Regions from separate parts of the Homo sapiens genome. Here region 1 is linked to region 2. A link is a loop called in an ENCODE intact Hi-C map of the cell type or tissue named here. Cell type or tissue: PC-9. All regions are shown on one strand.

Region 1 (8,000 bases), 77 kb after region 2:
TAAAATGTGAAAACTTCTGTTAGAATTTGTATAAGAGAAAAGGTTGTGTGCAAGATCAAAACAGGTAGGGAGAGGCTAGGGATGACCACTTAAGGACTTGAAATCCTAATTGGAAGTAGAATTGGTCTTGGGAAAGAAATGCCTCTAGGAACTATCCAAGCAGTTTTCCAACTTCTCCACTGTCTGGCTCCCCCTCCAGATTCTTTAACCACCCTTATTCTTACCCTTATTCCCTTATTCTTTTAATCTCTTAAATTCTACAATCCAGGCATATCAAGTTTTTGTAGTTTCTTTTTTTTTGAGAAGGAGTCTCAGTCTGTCGCCCAGGCCGGACTGCAGTGGCACTATCTCGGCTCACTGCAAGCTCCGCCTCCTGGGTTCACACCATTCTCTTGCCTCAGCCTCCCGAGTAGCTGGGACTACAGGCACCCGCCACCACACCCAGCTAATTTTTTGTATTTTTAGTACAGACGGGGTTTCACCGTGTTAGCCAGGATGGTCTCGATCTCCTAACCTCGTGATCCACCCGCCTTGGCCTCCCAAAGTGCTGGGATTACAGGCGTGAGCCACCGTGCCCAGCCTTTGTAGTTTCTTAAACTTGCTGCAAACTCAGTCTCCTTAGGACCTTTGCACATGCTGCTTCCAGCCACCTATAAACATTTCTATTCCTAATTCAGGGCTAGCTTAGGTGTTACCTTCTCCAGGAGGCCTACTGAGACACACTTCTCTTTCCTACCATCCGAAAATATCCCATCTTTTGGGCTCTGCCTGGTTACTTGTCCATCTCCTCTACTAACCTATAAGCTCTATGAAGGCAGAGACAAAATCCATCTCTATAATGGTGACCTGACAGTGCCTGGCACACAGGAAGTCCTCAAAGAATATGTTGCAGATTCTGTCACTGCCCCATCCATAGCCCCTTGTGCTTATCTCTTTAGTTGAAGCTGGTCCAACTTCCAACTGCCAGCCCCTGCTTGCCCCAGGGCTTTCTCTGGCCACTAAAGCCTGCTTTGCCTATTTCAGGATCAAGGCATAAGTTCCAGGAAAGTCATGCTCCCTAGGAGCAGCCTCAACCAGTGATTGATGGGACTTTGTGTAGAAATACCCAAGCTTCCTCACCCCTTGGTGAGATAACTCTGAGGCATGTATTCTACACTGGATCTTAAAGTTTCCCAGTATGATTAAGCTCCCACAATGGTAGCAAATTCAACAATGCACCCTTTACTGGCCACCCTCCTTTCTGTCTTCTTCACTTCCAGAGTGCCAATAAACTCCTTGCTCTTGAATCCTTGACTTAGCATCTGCTTCCCTGAGAACCCACTCTAGGACAGAATGTTTGCTGAATCAATGAGTGAGCCTCTGTCCCAGTCTCTGCCGCCCACTCAGCACACCACAACTGGTGCATGAAAACTGATTGCTAGTAGGCATACATGTTCCGAGCAGGGGAGAGCATATACACAACAGGAAATTTCAAATCTTCATTTCTGTCTCTACTGGCATTTATCATTGAGACCATGCAAAGAAACCTTATTTTATTTAAAAGTGCAATGTTGAAGAGTGGCATTGAATAAGATGATTAAATAAGTAACATGGCACCTGTGAGTGTAATTAGCTCTAGCAATAGAGACCAAGACTGGCTAGATTATTTGCCAGAGAAATACTACTACTTGGTTTTCGTCTGCCTGGCAACAGACTGACATTGTACAATCCTTCTCCCATCCTGCTGCACTAATGGAGACTAAGAGCCACTCCAAGTGGGTCACCAAACAGTGGACTGGATGAAAATGTTGAAGGCAGGAATGAAATTCAGTCTTTTTCTTTTTTTTCCCTCCACTACAAATCACTGTAATTTGGAGAGGGGATTTGCAGTGGATTATACATGGCTCTAGGGCCACAGAGGGTACCTTCTCTTTTATTCCCCTGACACACTTCATCCTACAATTCTCCATTTTTCCTTAGCAGGGGAAGAATATTGCACTGGTTCTTTGGGGGATGAATACTAGAGATACTCGAAAAGTATGCAGCTTAATCCTGCGAGGGGTCCTTTAGAGTCGGAAAATTGATGGTCCAAGATTTGAAGTTCTCCTTGGGCCAAAACCCAGCTCCATCTCTAAGGGTGAGGGCAGAAGGGAGAAGCAGGCCTACAAAAAAATGGTATTTGTACTTCCCTCCTATTCTCAAAAGAAAGTGGTCTTAATTAAACATGAGTGATTCTTGACAGGGTAAAGAAATCTTAAGAAACTAAGAACTCAAAGAGTTGAAGAAGAGAGAGCAGTCTTGCTGTACTCAGAGTGTGTGCCTGAGTGTACCTGCACGTGCACGGGTGGGGAGTGGAGGGACAGGTTTCCCACTTTACTTGAATCTGGACTCTCCTCTCTAAGGCTGACTGACATGTTTCCCTGCTTCCATCCCTTCCTTTCAAATTCAATCACCTCACCATGTTACCAGCCCAGATCTTACCGTTGGACTGTGCTGACAAGTGATAAGTGTGTCCCTGTTGCCTCCAGGGACTGAGACCCCTGCAGAGCCCAGACAGGATCCCAGGAAGCCTGAGGGAATGGCAGGGACTGAGACAAAGGGCAAGCTGGTGCCTGGTTTCCAGGAAGCAGCTACAACCTGGAGCCAGCTTATGGCAGGATGGTGAGTCCAGTGACATCAAACCCTCCGATTTTTCCAAGAGATGCCAGAAAGGTACTGACTTTTAAAACTTTATAAGAATTAAACAAAACAAGTACGTAGGGTTTAAAAAAAAAAAAAAAAAGGTCATCTCATGGCCACCAGCTTGCAAGCTCCAGCCTACAAGATAAAGCTTAAGTCCTTAAGCATGACCTCCAAAGTCCTTTATGGTCTTGTCTGCCCCTGTTGTAGTTCCAGAACTACTCAGTCCTTTGTCCCCAAAGCCCCAACCCACACCTCTCCCTGAGTGTCAGCTCAAGCTAGTATGTAGGATTGAAAAGGACAGTACAGATTTGTCTTGACATGGAGTTCACATTTCACATAGCAAACTAGCTATTTATGCTTAGAATGCTTATTTAGGGTAGCTTTGAAGGGTGTTGAGGAGATTATGGGAGGGCACCAAACCCCCCGACTCTGGTTTCCTCTAACAAGAACGTTCTTCTATGCTCTTGGCCACCTTGCAAAATTGTATCTGTTCTTCAAAACTCAGGTTGAGCGTCCCTGGAGACTTTACTGACTCCAGAAAGAATCGCTCTCTTTCCCCCTCCCTGCTCCATCCACCCCCCTCCCCGCTCCATCCACCCCCTCCCCCCACACCTTGCATACATTTTTCACTATTATATGTGTGGTAATGTGCTGTATTATTGCTCCCACGTCTGCTCCCCTGCGGACTGTGAACTGTCGAGTTTGAGGACTGCGTCTCATCCTCAGGGCTTTGTTCCCAGAGCCCTCCCTCTGCTTCTGTATTCCGACACGGAGTCATCTATCACACTTCTGCGAACACACCAGACATCCAATAGCTGCTTGTTGTAATGAAACCAAAAGGAGAACTGAGAATTCACGTTGCCAGACTCCTGATTCACAACTTTCCTGTAGAACGCACCTCGCCCGCCACCTGCCTAACCCACTTACGTAACCCAGTTTGGCGTTTCCTATGTCTCACTGGGCCTGCGAGGTTGTGCGGCGGCCCCACCTGCTGCGGAGCTGGGGGACTGCCGCGGGGGAGCAGGTGGACCGCAGAGCGCAATTACGCAGAGCCGTGTCTGGCCAGATTGGGAGCGGGAACAGCTTCGTCAGACTGCCTGGGTGCAGCACCTGGGCTGTGAGAAAGGCGAGAAGGGAAGGATGAGCCATATCACCGCGCTTGCGGAGGACGTGGCGCTGGAGCGTGGGCAGGGTCTGCGGGGTGCAGCCAGAGGGATTGGCGCAGCTCCCTGAGAACCACCTGGGTTTCTGGGTAGGAGGAGTCCTGGGAAAGACCTTGCATGGGTGGATGAAACAATCTTCTATTTGTGGTGGACGCCAAGGGGAGTGTTCGGAGACGCCCAGGCATGTGGGCAGGGGAGGGTGGCTGCAACGCCTTCGGCACCTGGGGTTCTTGCACCAGCTGGACCAAACCATGGACCGAGAGACAGATGGTCCTTCATCTCCCAGTGCCTGTCCAGGTGAGCATACGAGGCAGCGATTCTGACCCTGCGTTTGGTCTGCCTCCTGGACTCGAATGGAGCCACACATGTCCACGGGAAGAAAACGGGGTTGCCCCAAACAGTGTTCCCTGGAACCACAGGCCCAGGCAAATTTCCGTTGAGGCAGTGAGAAGTATTTGGAAAATAAATGCACCCTTTACCAGAGAAGGGACCTCATCATCTTTGACATTTTGAAACCCTGGGGGGAATGTCTTTGGTGCCAGGACTTGCCTTGCATTATTTCAGTTAATCTCACGCCACCTCCCGGGGTAGGTATCATTTTAAATCATCAGAGACCTCATGTTTGCCCCCAGAGCAGGCACCAGCTGCTGCTGGTAAGATCCACACACGGTCCCCCACCCCTTGCCCCATGCCAGTTTTCTTTTGGTGGGCTTGCATTAATCCAAGCTTCTATGTGGTGACCTGGGAGAGAGGAGCAGGCTAGGTGATGGGGAGAAGGTGGTGATGGAATGCTATGTTTCCCCCCTCTAAGGGCTTCCACCAGCTGGAGTATGGCCAGGAATACAAGGGCATGACGCTGATAGGATTCTTCAAGTATGAGTCAAGGACTCCAGGGCTGGGCAGACTTGCTTGCTGCATTTGGAGTGGAGGAGACTATTCTTCTTGTCTGCATAGAAACAGCCCTGCTCTGGTGCCCATAGGACAGGGAGCTTTGAATGAATCCCAAAACAACAACCTTGCCTGGTTTTGGCAATGCAATGACAAGCACTCCTTGTGGCCCTGCAGAAACAAGGTGGGTGGAGGTGGGGAACAGGTGCAGGAGAGTCAACGGGAGTGATGTGATGGAGCAGACGACTGCAGCTAACAGACTGGCTCTGCGCACAGGAGACACTCTTTTGAGACTCAGAACAAATAGGGGACACTGTGAAGAGGGTTTCTGGAAGCCAGGCTGGGGAGGGTGTAGCTTTGGTAACTATAATTTGTCATTAAAAATGAGTGTGTCATATTACAGACACAGGCCCACGAGGTCACTTGGTCACCTGGATCACACCACCGTAATGAAGATAAAAAAACAGATTCAGAGAAATTAAGTACTTTTTCAAAATTCCACACTAAGACAGGGGAACGGAGAACAAGCAGTTGGGATGGGAAACCAGCTCTTCCTAATTCCTCGGGAGAGCACAGTACTGTGGGAACTACAGTCTTTCATTCTCATCACAGATCTAGCTGTTCTTCTGTGGCAAGTGAGGTAATTGCTTGAATGTTAGTTTTTTTGCCTTGACTTCTTCATCTTTTTTTTTTTTTTTTTTTTTTGAGATGAAATTTCACTCTTGTTACTCAGGCTGGACTGCAATGGCGCAATCTCGGCTCATTGCAACCGCCGCCTCCTGGGTTCAAGTGATTCTCCTGCCTCAGCCTCCTAAGTAGCTGGGATTACATGTGCATGCCACGACACCTGGCTAATTTTTGTATTTTTAGTAGAGATGGGATTTCACCATGTTAGCCAGGCTAGTCACGAACTCCTGACCTCAGGTGATCCACCGGCCTCAGCCTCCCGAAGTGCTGGGATTATAGGCGTGAGCCACCATGGCCAGCTGATTTCTTCATCTTTTAGTGAAATTCATATAGTACCTACACCTAATAACCCTAGTAAAATGGAATCGTTAAGGTCTCATAAGGAAATATAGTTGAGCTCATCTGGTACAAAGAAGATAATTTACAGACAAGGTGAAGCATTCCATTTTTTAATGTAGCTGGAGTAAATAGGAGTGACTTACATTGCAGAAAAACTAAACTGTTGCAAATGGAAGTTGAGTAACTGTTGAAATCAGTGATTTGTCTTGTTTTTTTAAGAATAACACTCTAGAAGACAATAACATTAACATGGCAATACTCCTTAAGTTGATCTACAGATTCAATGCAATCCTTATGAAAATTCCTGCCGCCTCTTTTGTCTAAATTGACAAACTGATCATAAAATTTATATAGAAATACACGGGACCCAGAATAGCCAAAACAGTCTTGAAAAAAAACAAAGTTGAAAGACACAAACTTTCCAATTTCAAAATGTATGACAAATCTACACTAACCAAGACAGTGCAGTACTGCCATAAGGATAGACATGTATTGAGAGTCCAGAAATAAAATCATATATTTATAGTTAATTGGTTTTTGACAAGGGTTCCCAGGAAACCCAATGAAGAAAGAATAGTCTTTCAAACAAATGGTGTTGGAATAACTGGCTATCCACATGGAAAAGAATGAAGTTGGACCTGTACCTCACACCACATACAAAATTAGCTCAAAATGAATCAGAGATTTAAGTGTAAGTGCTAAGATATGATACTCTAAAAAGAACAGAGGAGTAAATCTGTGTGACCTTGGATTAAGCAATGGTTTCTTAGACGTGACACCAAAAGCGTTAAGCAAAAAAAGAAAAAGAAAGATACATCAAAATTATGGATTTTACAGATGAAGTCAAAAAATAGACTTGATCAACATTAAAAACTTTTTTGTGGCAAAGGGCACTATCAAGAAAGTGACAAGACAACCCACAGAATAGGAGAAAATACTTGCAAATCATATATATGATAAGCATCTAGTATTTAGAATATATAAAGAGTTCTTATAATGTAATCATAAAAAGACAAGGAACGAAATTTTTTGAGCAACCGATTTGAATAGGCAGAAATTACATACAAAAAAGATATACAAATGGCCAATATGCAAAGAAAAGATGTTCAGCATCACTAGTAATTAGGAAAATGAAAATCAAAACCACAATGAGGTACCACTTCGCACCTACCAGGATAGCTATAATAAAAAAGATAGACAAATGTGGCGGAGAGAGTGTGGAGATACTGGAACTCTCATACACTGCTGGTGAAAATGTAAAATGGTGTTTCCCTCTGGAAAACAATTTTGCTATTCTAAAGTAAATTAAACAGTAATTCTGTTCCTAGATACATGCCTAAGAGAATTGAAAAGATACATCCACATAATAACCTGTACACAAAGGTTCACAGAGGCATTATTCATGATAGCCAAAAAGTGAAAACAACACAAATGTCTATCAATTGATGAATGGATAAACAAAATGTGGTCTATACATACAATTGAATATTATTCAGCCATGAGAAGAATGAAAAACCAATATATACAACAACATGGGTGAACCTTGAGAACATTATGCTACATAAAATAAGCCAGACCCCAAAAGCCACGTTATAGATTCCATTTATATGAAGTCTGGAAAGGCAAATCCATAGAGACAGAAAGTAGATTAGTGGTTGCCAAGGGCTGGAGGAGGGGAGCATGGGAAGTGACTATTAATGGGGTTGGTGTTTCTTTCTGGGAGTAATAGAAATGTCCTGGAATTAGTGGTGATGGTTACAAAACTTTGTGATTACATTAAAAACCATCAAATTGTACACTTTAAAAAGGCAAATTTTATGGAATATTAATTACATCTCAATAAAAAAATGCTCAGGTGTAGGAGAAAGGAAGGAAGGAAAGAAGGAAGGAAGGAGAGAGAGAGAAAGAAAGAAGGAAGGAAGGAAAGAAAAAAAGAAAAAGAGAGAGGGGGAGGGAGAGAGGGAGGGAGAGAGGAAGGAAGGAAAGAAGGAAGGAAGGAAGGAAGGGAGGGAGGGAGGGAGGGAAAGAGAGACAGAAAGATAGAATAACACTATAAGAAGTGTGTTGTCTGGCCCGACAGTGCAACCCACACTCTTCCAAGAAAAAAGAACGGCATGTCCCCCACAGAGAACAAGAAGGGGGGTCTCCACTGTCTCTTATATTAGGGTTTTCCACTTAGACAAAACAAATAGGATGGATGGACAGATGATAGATAATGAGAGAGGATTCATTAGGAAAAATGACTCGTGATTATGGAGGCTG
Region 2 (8,000 bases):
CTGGCTTTACTTCTGCATCATTGTAAGAGCTGTACTAGCTCTTTCCCAGGAAGTCCAGTTGCCTTTATAGAAATCAAGCTATATGATTGATGTCTAACATAGGGCATGATGTCTGGGGGCCAAAGACAGCAGGAAGATTTCTGCTTCACATAATTACCAGCAGGATGAGAAAGGCAATTGATAAAATGGAAAGTCCCTTTACGTTTCCAAGTCTGAGTTCCTCATCTGAGAAATGGAAGTAGGAATGGGAAGCTTGCCTAACTCAGGGCTGTCATGATGGTCAGCATGTTAAATAATTGACTCATTTGTTCCTTCAACATTTATCAAGAGAATGACATGCCAGGCACGGTGTTTGGTGCGTGAGATACAGAGAAGTATTAGACAAAGGGTCCGACCTCAGAGTAGAGACAGACACAAACACCTCTCTAACACAGTGGTTTCATTGGTGAATGTGTGGATCAACAAAATGTGGTGTGTGCAGACAGCGGAATATCACTCAGCCTTAAACAGGAGGGAAATTCCGACGCATGCTACAACACAGATGAATCTTGAGGACATGATGCTGAGTGAAATAAGCCAGTCACAAAAGGACAAACACTGTGTGATTCTACCTATACAAGCTACCTACAGGAGTGAAATTCATAGAAACAGAAAGTGAAATGGTGGTTGCCAGGGCCTGGGGGAGAGAGTGGGAGTTACTCCTCAATGATGTTAGAGACTGAACTGTGCCCCCCGAAATGCATATGTTGAAACCCTAATCCCCAGTGTGCCTGTATTTGAAGACTGGGCCTTAGGGAGGTAATTAGAGTTAAATGAAGGCCAAGCCCCAGTCCAATGGGACTGGTGTCTCTGTAAGAAAAGGAAGAGATGCCAGAGCCCCCTCTCTCAATAAGCACACAGAAGAAAGGCCATGTGAGGACACGGGGAGAAGCTGGCCAGCCACAGCCAGGAGGAGAGGTCTCACCAGACGCCAACCCTGCCAACGCCTGGATCTTGCACTTCCAGCCTCCAGACTGTAAGAAAATAAATGTCCGTTGTTTAAGCCACGCAGTCTGGTACTTTGCCATGGAAGCCCAAGCAAACTGATACAAATGGGTAGAGAGCTTCAGTTTGGGAAGATGAAAAATGTCTGGAGATGGGTGGTGGTGGTCGCACAACAATGTGAACATGCTTAATGCCACTGAACTGTACACTTAAAAATGGTTACAATGGCAAATTTTATGTTTGGTATATTCTATCCCAATAAGAAAGCCACACACCCACAGAGGCCATCAGAGAGATATGCACAGGACATTACGAGCCCTGAGAAGGGGGCCTGGCACAGCTGGGGAGGAGCATGGCAGGGGGGTTGGGGGTGGAAGAAAGAGCAGAGCAGATAGGGAAGCCACATAGGCTGAAGGACAGGCAAAGCCGAGATACGGAGGGTGAGAGGAGGGAGATGTGTGTGTTGAGAGCCACAGGCAGTTTGAAGTTCCGGGAGCTTGCAGTGGGAGGTGGGATGGGGAGGCGGCAAAGAGGTGAGAGCTGGCCTGCACAGCGAGGAGATGGGGGCCATGAACACCCCGGGAAGGAGACTGGAATTCCAGCCACCACTGAAGGCTGTTGGGCAGGGCAGCACCATGGTCAGTCACCTACACTGAGGCGATGTATGTGAAAGCCCTTTGCAGGCTGTAAACTCCTGCAGAAATGTAAAGTTCCATCACCGTGGTTATTGCTAGTGATGATGGCTGCAAGTGGCATAGAGCATCTGGTGGAACAATGGAACCTAGGGTTGCAGGGAGTATTATCTTGACTGCAGGGCCCCTCAAGGCAAGTTCAGGAAGCTTGGACAGCTCCTCAGAAGACGGCCTGTCCTGCAGATGCAGGTAAGAAACAAGGGGCCATAAATATGGACCAAAGATTGTTGAGAGCCACTAGGAGACACCTGGAATATAGTCACAAATCCAGACCCACAAATTCCGCCCAACAGAGACTTGGTTACTTAACAGAGCTGGCAGTGCAGGGTGGCCTATTGATGAGGCGGCTCCATTTCAAGAAAGCTCTGCAAGAATCTACACAGAAAAGAAAGCCTGGGACTCTGTTGAGGGAGCAGTCACAAATGTGAGACCTGAGGAGGAAGGAGGGAAGAAGGGTGTTGTTTTGACTATGGGAACTCATGCAGAAAGCAGTTAGACATTTTAAAGACTAGAAATGTGCTATGCACTGATATTTATTCAGAAATGGTGGGCTGAATATTTCCTATACTCATTATGGGAGCAGTTCTGCCCTGCGATGGTGTAAGCCCCGACTTGTACAACAAGGCTGGAGTATTGGAAGGTAACCCTGACTTTAGGTGCGAGATTTGTGACTTACATTTTGCATGTAATTCAAATATTTGTAGATTGAATCTTATCTCTTCATTGACATACATTAGAATCTCACAGCTGTAGTCAATTTGTTTCTGATTGACTTTTCCCTTCAAGGGCGTTGTTAGAGCCTTCCCTGCAACCCTTGCTTCTCTTGGTAGCCCTCAGAACACACGCACATGCGTGTGTACACACACGGAGCCCCGCGAGGCTGAAGGCTTTTAAAGAAAGCCCTTGACAAATCCTTCTAGATCATGAGCAATCATTTCCTAGCATTTCAGTTTTGAAGGTTCGGACTTTTCAATTTGGTCACAACTGAAATATGTTAAGCTCTGAAATAAAATATCATGAAGGCATTTCACACTTTTCATCTAAAACTCCAAAGCTAAAACTCAACAAATATTTATTTGGCATCTATTATACTTATCACTATGTGGAAAATATTTTGTTTATTTTCACTCTACCTGTCACTAAAGAATATTTATGGTGACTTTACAAAGAAGTATAAGACCAGACTTTCTGTTGGGAACAGCATCTTTCCCCCTTTGACTCCCTAGTGTCTGGCACAAGCTGTGGAACATAATAGACTCTCCACAAAAATTCTTTCAAAAAATGAATGAAAACACACAATCAATTCAATTAGGGAATCAGTATACACACACATAATAAAATAACTTTAAATATAAACATACATGGATATAATGGATGCTAAAGAAGTCATAAAAAAGTAAGAGGCGGTGAGAGCAAAAGAGGCGGGGCCAGCACTGATTGAGTCCTTACCTTGTGCCCAGCACTCAGACACTAAGTTCCATTTCCCTCATGAACCTCTGATCATTTGTAGCAGAAGAAGAAATCTAAGGGCCAGGAGGTTTTGTGTCTTGCACAAGATCACACTGCAAGTCAGAGAAGGATCTGGAATTTGAGCTCAGATTTGTAAGTCTCATCGTCCCTGTTTTCTACCCTGGCTCTGCCATGAAGTGCCACCAAAGGCTTTGAGAATGGAAGGAGGCCACTGTGGGGCTGGCTGTCTGGGAAGGCTCAGGGAAAGGAGGGATGTGAGCCGCACTTTGAGCCTGGGACTTGGGAAGAGCAGGGAGGGAGAGGGCCGGCTGGCTGGAGGAGGCAGCTGGCCAGGAGAGCAGTGGAGGATTGTCCTGGGAAAGAAGAACCAAACTGTGACAGCCTCGAGAGGCTTCCTCTCCAGGGCCAGAGCTGTTCCCAGGACATGATGGCTGGGCCACCAAATTGTAGACCCTTAAATGCCAGGCTAAGAACTGAAACTTCATCCTGTAGCAACAAGAGACCGTGAAGATTCAAGCCTGATTAACTGCAAAGTCATCTTAAGGGGAGACCGGAAAATTAAAGAATACACAGAGAGGGCGTGGAAAAGCTGAAGCTCCCTTTGCTAAGGAAAGCTGAGATCTGAAACACAAGCCTGCTCCTGCCCTTCTCTCTCCCCCACCGCAGCCTGCCACCTTTCCCAGCCCTTTATGCGCCTCCCTCGCATGACACACATAATCTAGTGACCTTGGTGACTAAGGCACAGAACTGGAGAGAATGCGTCACGCCCACTCATTCCTGCCAATGGCAAAGGGCTGCCCAGTTCAGACGTTCCCGGCAGGCAGCCACAGCATCCTCTCGCTCTGCATCCAGGGTGACTCAGCATTTGCAGAGACATGAATGTGATGCAAAGTGACTCAACCTCCCCCTCCCACAGGACTATCCCAAGCTGTGGGCTCTGTCCCAGGACCAACAGGACAGGTGCCAAGAGGGCAGGCCTTCGCCAGGCCCTGCACTTGAAGAGGCTGGGGAGGCCAGCCTGGCTGTAGGCTCCCCTCAGCCGGCCAGGTGTGCCCATCCCTGAACTCTCCTGCCATTGGCCTGTGCCAGAGCTGGGACCCCATCCAGATGAAGCCCTGATTTGGACATGAGGAAAAGGATCTCATTTTTAGTAACAGCACTGCAGATAACATGACGGTGTAGCCATGTGGATTCAGACTTAGAGATGGTCACAGGTGAGCAGCAGTCAGCCAGAGCCTAAGATGCTGGGGGTGGTTTTTGGAGCACACCTCAAAAAAGTAAATATTCTTTTTTATTATTATTATACTTTAAGTTTTAGGGTACATGTGCACAATGTGCAGGTTAGTTACCTATGTATACATGTGCCATGTTGGTGTGCTGCACCCATTAACTCGTCATTTAGCATTAGGTATATCTCCTAATGCTATCCCTCCCCCCTCCCCCCACCCCACAACAGGCCCCAGAGTGTGATGTTCCCCTTCCTGTGTCCATGTGTTCTCATGGTTCAATTCCCACCCATGAGTGAGAACATGCGGTGTTTGGTTTTTTGTCCTTGCGATAGTTTACTGAGAATGATGATTTCCAATTTCATCCATGTCCCTACAAAGGATATGAACTCATCATTTTTTATGGCTGCATAGTATTCCATGGTGTATATGTGCCACATTACATTCTAAGGAGATACAAAGTATGTATTGATGTGCTGACTTTTCATCTTAAAACCTCAATACTTCATATGTGAAATTCACCTCTCTGATCTGGGGCATCTAAACCATGACAAATAAAATCTCTCACCCCAAGGGCCTCTCCACCTCTCCCACGCCCTCCTTCTCACTAAACCAGTTCTTCAACTCCAGGCTCACTCCTCACAGATGCTTTCATTCTGACACAACACTCCTGGCTTTCCTTCCTCCCTCCCTCCCTTCCTTTCTTCCTTCCTTCCATCATTCCTTCCTTCCTTCCTTCCGCATCTGGGTTCTTTGGCCCTTTCAACACAACACTGCAACTTCCCTCCCTCCCTGGTCCAGCTGTGCTCGCCCAGTTGACCTCCAACCCTGCCATCTGCCTTTCTCACATTTGCTCCCATGCAGCAAGTGGGGTGGAAGAAAACCATGAACTAATTGCTGGCACTGGAGGTTTATTGCTTCTGGTCACAACTGTCCCTAGTCTGGCAATCCTCTTTTATGTCCCTAGCCAGACCCGTTTCTAACACTCTATGGTGCTGATTACAGACCTGTAATGCTCCCAGAGTTGGGGGCATCCTGAGGTGGGGGTGGTGGCCAGCATGCTGATGTTTACAGGTGCCTCCATAGCTGAGCCCAGCACTTTGGTGTTGGCAGTACCTGACACACCACAGAGTGATTCCCAACAGGAACTGAGCACAACAGTGGATGAAGACAGGGCTGCCGGGCACGTAACAGGCTCCCCATGGGGACTTGCCAGCTCCACTGAAAGCATCTGAAGTTCCTGGGTGTCCCCCATCAAGTAGAAGTAGAACAAAGGAAGTACTGTTTCGTTTCTATCCTTGGGAAACTGCTCTTATTCCCTAGATATGCGGCCAGGAAACTCAGAAGACAGTTTAAATACAGTGCTCTCCATAAACTTGAAAAAAGAAAAATGACCTCTTTCTTTCTGGGAAAAAAAAATATCCCTTTTTCCATTTAACATGTTTTTAAGAGGAACAAACTAATGATCTCATCTCTAAGTTGAAAGTCAGAGGGTGATTGGCCATCTCTATAAACTTAACGTCTTTAATGGAGGGAAAATATTTGCAAACTTGCATCTGACAAAGGTCTAATATCCAGAATCTATCAGGAATTTAAACAAATTTATAAGCAGAAAACACACCCCATTAAAAAGTGGGCAAAGCATATGAACAGACACTTTTCAAAAGAAGACATATTTGCAGCCAACAAACATGAAAAATGCTCAACATCACTAAGCATTAGAGAAATGCAAACTGCAACCACAATGAGATACCATCTCACACCAGTCAGAAATTGTATTATTAAAAAGTAAAAAAATAATAGATGCTAGCGAGGTTGTGGAGAAAAGGGGATGCTTATACACTGCTGGTGGGAGTGTAAATTAATTCAACCATTGTGAAAAGCAGTGTGGCGATTCCTCAAATAACTTAAAATAGAATTACCATTCAACCCAGTCATCCCATTACTGGATATATACCCAAAGGAATATAAATCTTTCTACCATAAAGACACATGCACAAGTATGTTCATCGAAGCACTATTCACAAAAGCAAAGACATGGAATGAACATAAATGCCCATCAATGGTAGACTGGATTTAAAAAATGTGATACACACACACACACACACACACACACACACACACACACACACAATGGAATACTATGCAGCCATAAAAAAGAATGACATCATGTCCTTTGCAGCAACATGGATGGAGCTGGAGGCCATTATCCTAAGCAAACTAACACAAGAGCAGAAAGCCAAATACCACATGTTCTCACTTAAAAATGGAAGCTAAATGTTGAGTACAAGTGGACACAAAGTAGGAAACAACAGACAGGGGGCCATATCTGTTGTTGGAGGAGGGAGAGGATTGAAAAACTACCTATCAGGTACTATGCTTATTACCTGGGTGACAAAATAACGTGTACACCAAGCCCCTTTGACACACAGTTTACCTATATAATAAAACTGCACATGTACCTTTGAATCTAAAATAAAAGTTTAAAAAAATGCAACAGCAATAAATAAATAAGGAAACATGTCTTTGAGTGAACACTGGTAAGGTATGCAAAAAACCAACAATTGATGTTTTTCTATTTAATAAAGCAGTAAAGTTTCCATAACTGAAATATAAAATATGACTACCCTCCAGAACGTTACACGGCTCCACAGTAACAAACTCAAGGGCAAAGTTTGGGTTCCCAAGGGTGGTGTTTAAAGGCCTTGAAAACCTAGGGCTAAGCTGCTTCACTGCCCATGGCTGGCCATGCCCCTAAGCCTCTCACTTTCCACACATTCTGGGAAGACTGTGATTTCCTGGCCTTTCTGCACTTGTAAAGCCCTCCTCTCCTCTTCTTGGACATCCTCCCCCTACATTCTGTTGTCAACTGGCAAACACCTACTCAGCCTGCAAGAGCCAGTTCAATTACTAATCCTCTCCAGAGCGTTCCTGAGGATTTCAAGATAAAGTTAGTCACCCTCTTTCCTGTGCCGTCAGAACCCCCGGGTCCCCAGACTCTGTAGCTCTTATCCTATTGTATAAGACCTATTGATTCATGCCTGTCCCTCCCATCAGGCCACATGAGTGCACGACAGGGGTTGTGTCCTGCTCATCTTTGTGTCATCATTCCCCCTGCAAAGCCCATCACTATGCCTGGTATGTTATCGTGAGTTGATAAATTCATCTTTTGAAAAAACAATTTCTTTTTATATCTCTGAATTTCTTGCTCATCATAGCTTTCATATCAAGAGGAATAGCAATTGGAAAATAACCATCCTCAAACAGTATTGATATAGTGCCCTTGCACATGAAACTATACAAAGAGTTGAAGGTCTAAAATAAATTTTGAGGCTGGGCACAGTGACTCATACCTGTAATCCCAGCACTCTGTGAGGCTGAGGTGGGCAAATCACTTAAGGTCAGGAGCTCAAGACCAGCCTGACCAACATGGTGAAACACCGTCTCTACTAAAAATACAAAAATGAGTGGGATGTGGTGACGTTCACCCAGCTACTTGGGAGGCTGAGGCAGGAGAATCGCTTGAACTCAGTGGAGGTTGCAATGAGCAAGATCATGCCACTGCACTCTAGCCTGGGTGACAGAGTGAGACTCCATCTCAAAAAAATAAATAAAAATAAAAAATAAA

The links. Peaks named below come from ENCODE experiments on the same cell type or tissue, not always from the same donor. Only the 100,000 strongest peaks of a DNase experiment are listed, where the experiment ranks them.
Region 1: a loop joins it to region 2, with 11 times the contacts of the local background. A loop is called at or near these places in 5 of 110 quality-filtered maps.

The regions. Positions count from the first base shown.
Region 1 is chr6:4,277,631-4,285,630 of GRCh38, reverse strand. No RefSeq gene overlaps it. Among named protein-coding and RNA genes, the nearest start is that of ECI2-DT, 150 kb to the right of the region's middle. In PC-9, CTCF peaks have their summits at 3,437 and 3,639; DNase peaks (open chromatin) are centred at 3,610 and 4,720; H3K4me3 peaks cover 928 bases.
Region 2 is chr6:4,354,764-4,362,763 of GRCh38, reverse strand. No RefSeq gene overlaps it. Among named protein-coding and RNA genes, the nearest start is that of LINC02533, 130 kb to the left of the region's middle. RefSeq lists enhancers at 3,068-4,416, 3,237-4,436, 3,714-4,465. In PC-9, no CTCF peak of the experiment used is centred here; DNase peaks (open chromatin) are centred at 3,933, 4,963 and 7,353; H3K4me3 peaks cover 1,391 bases; H3K27ac peaks cover 5,444 bases.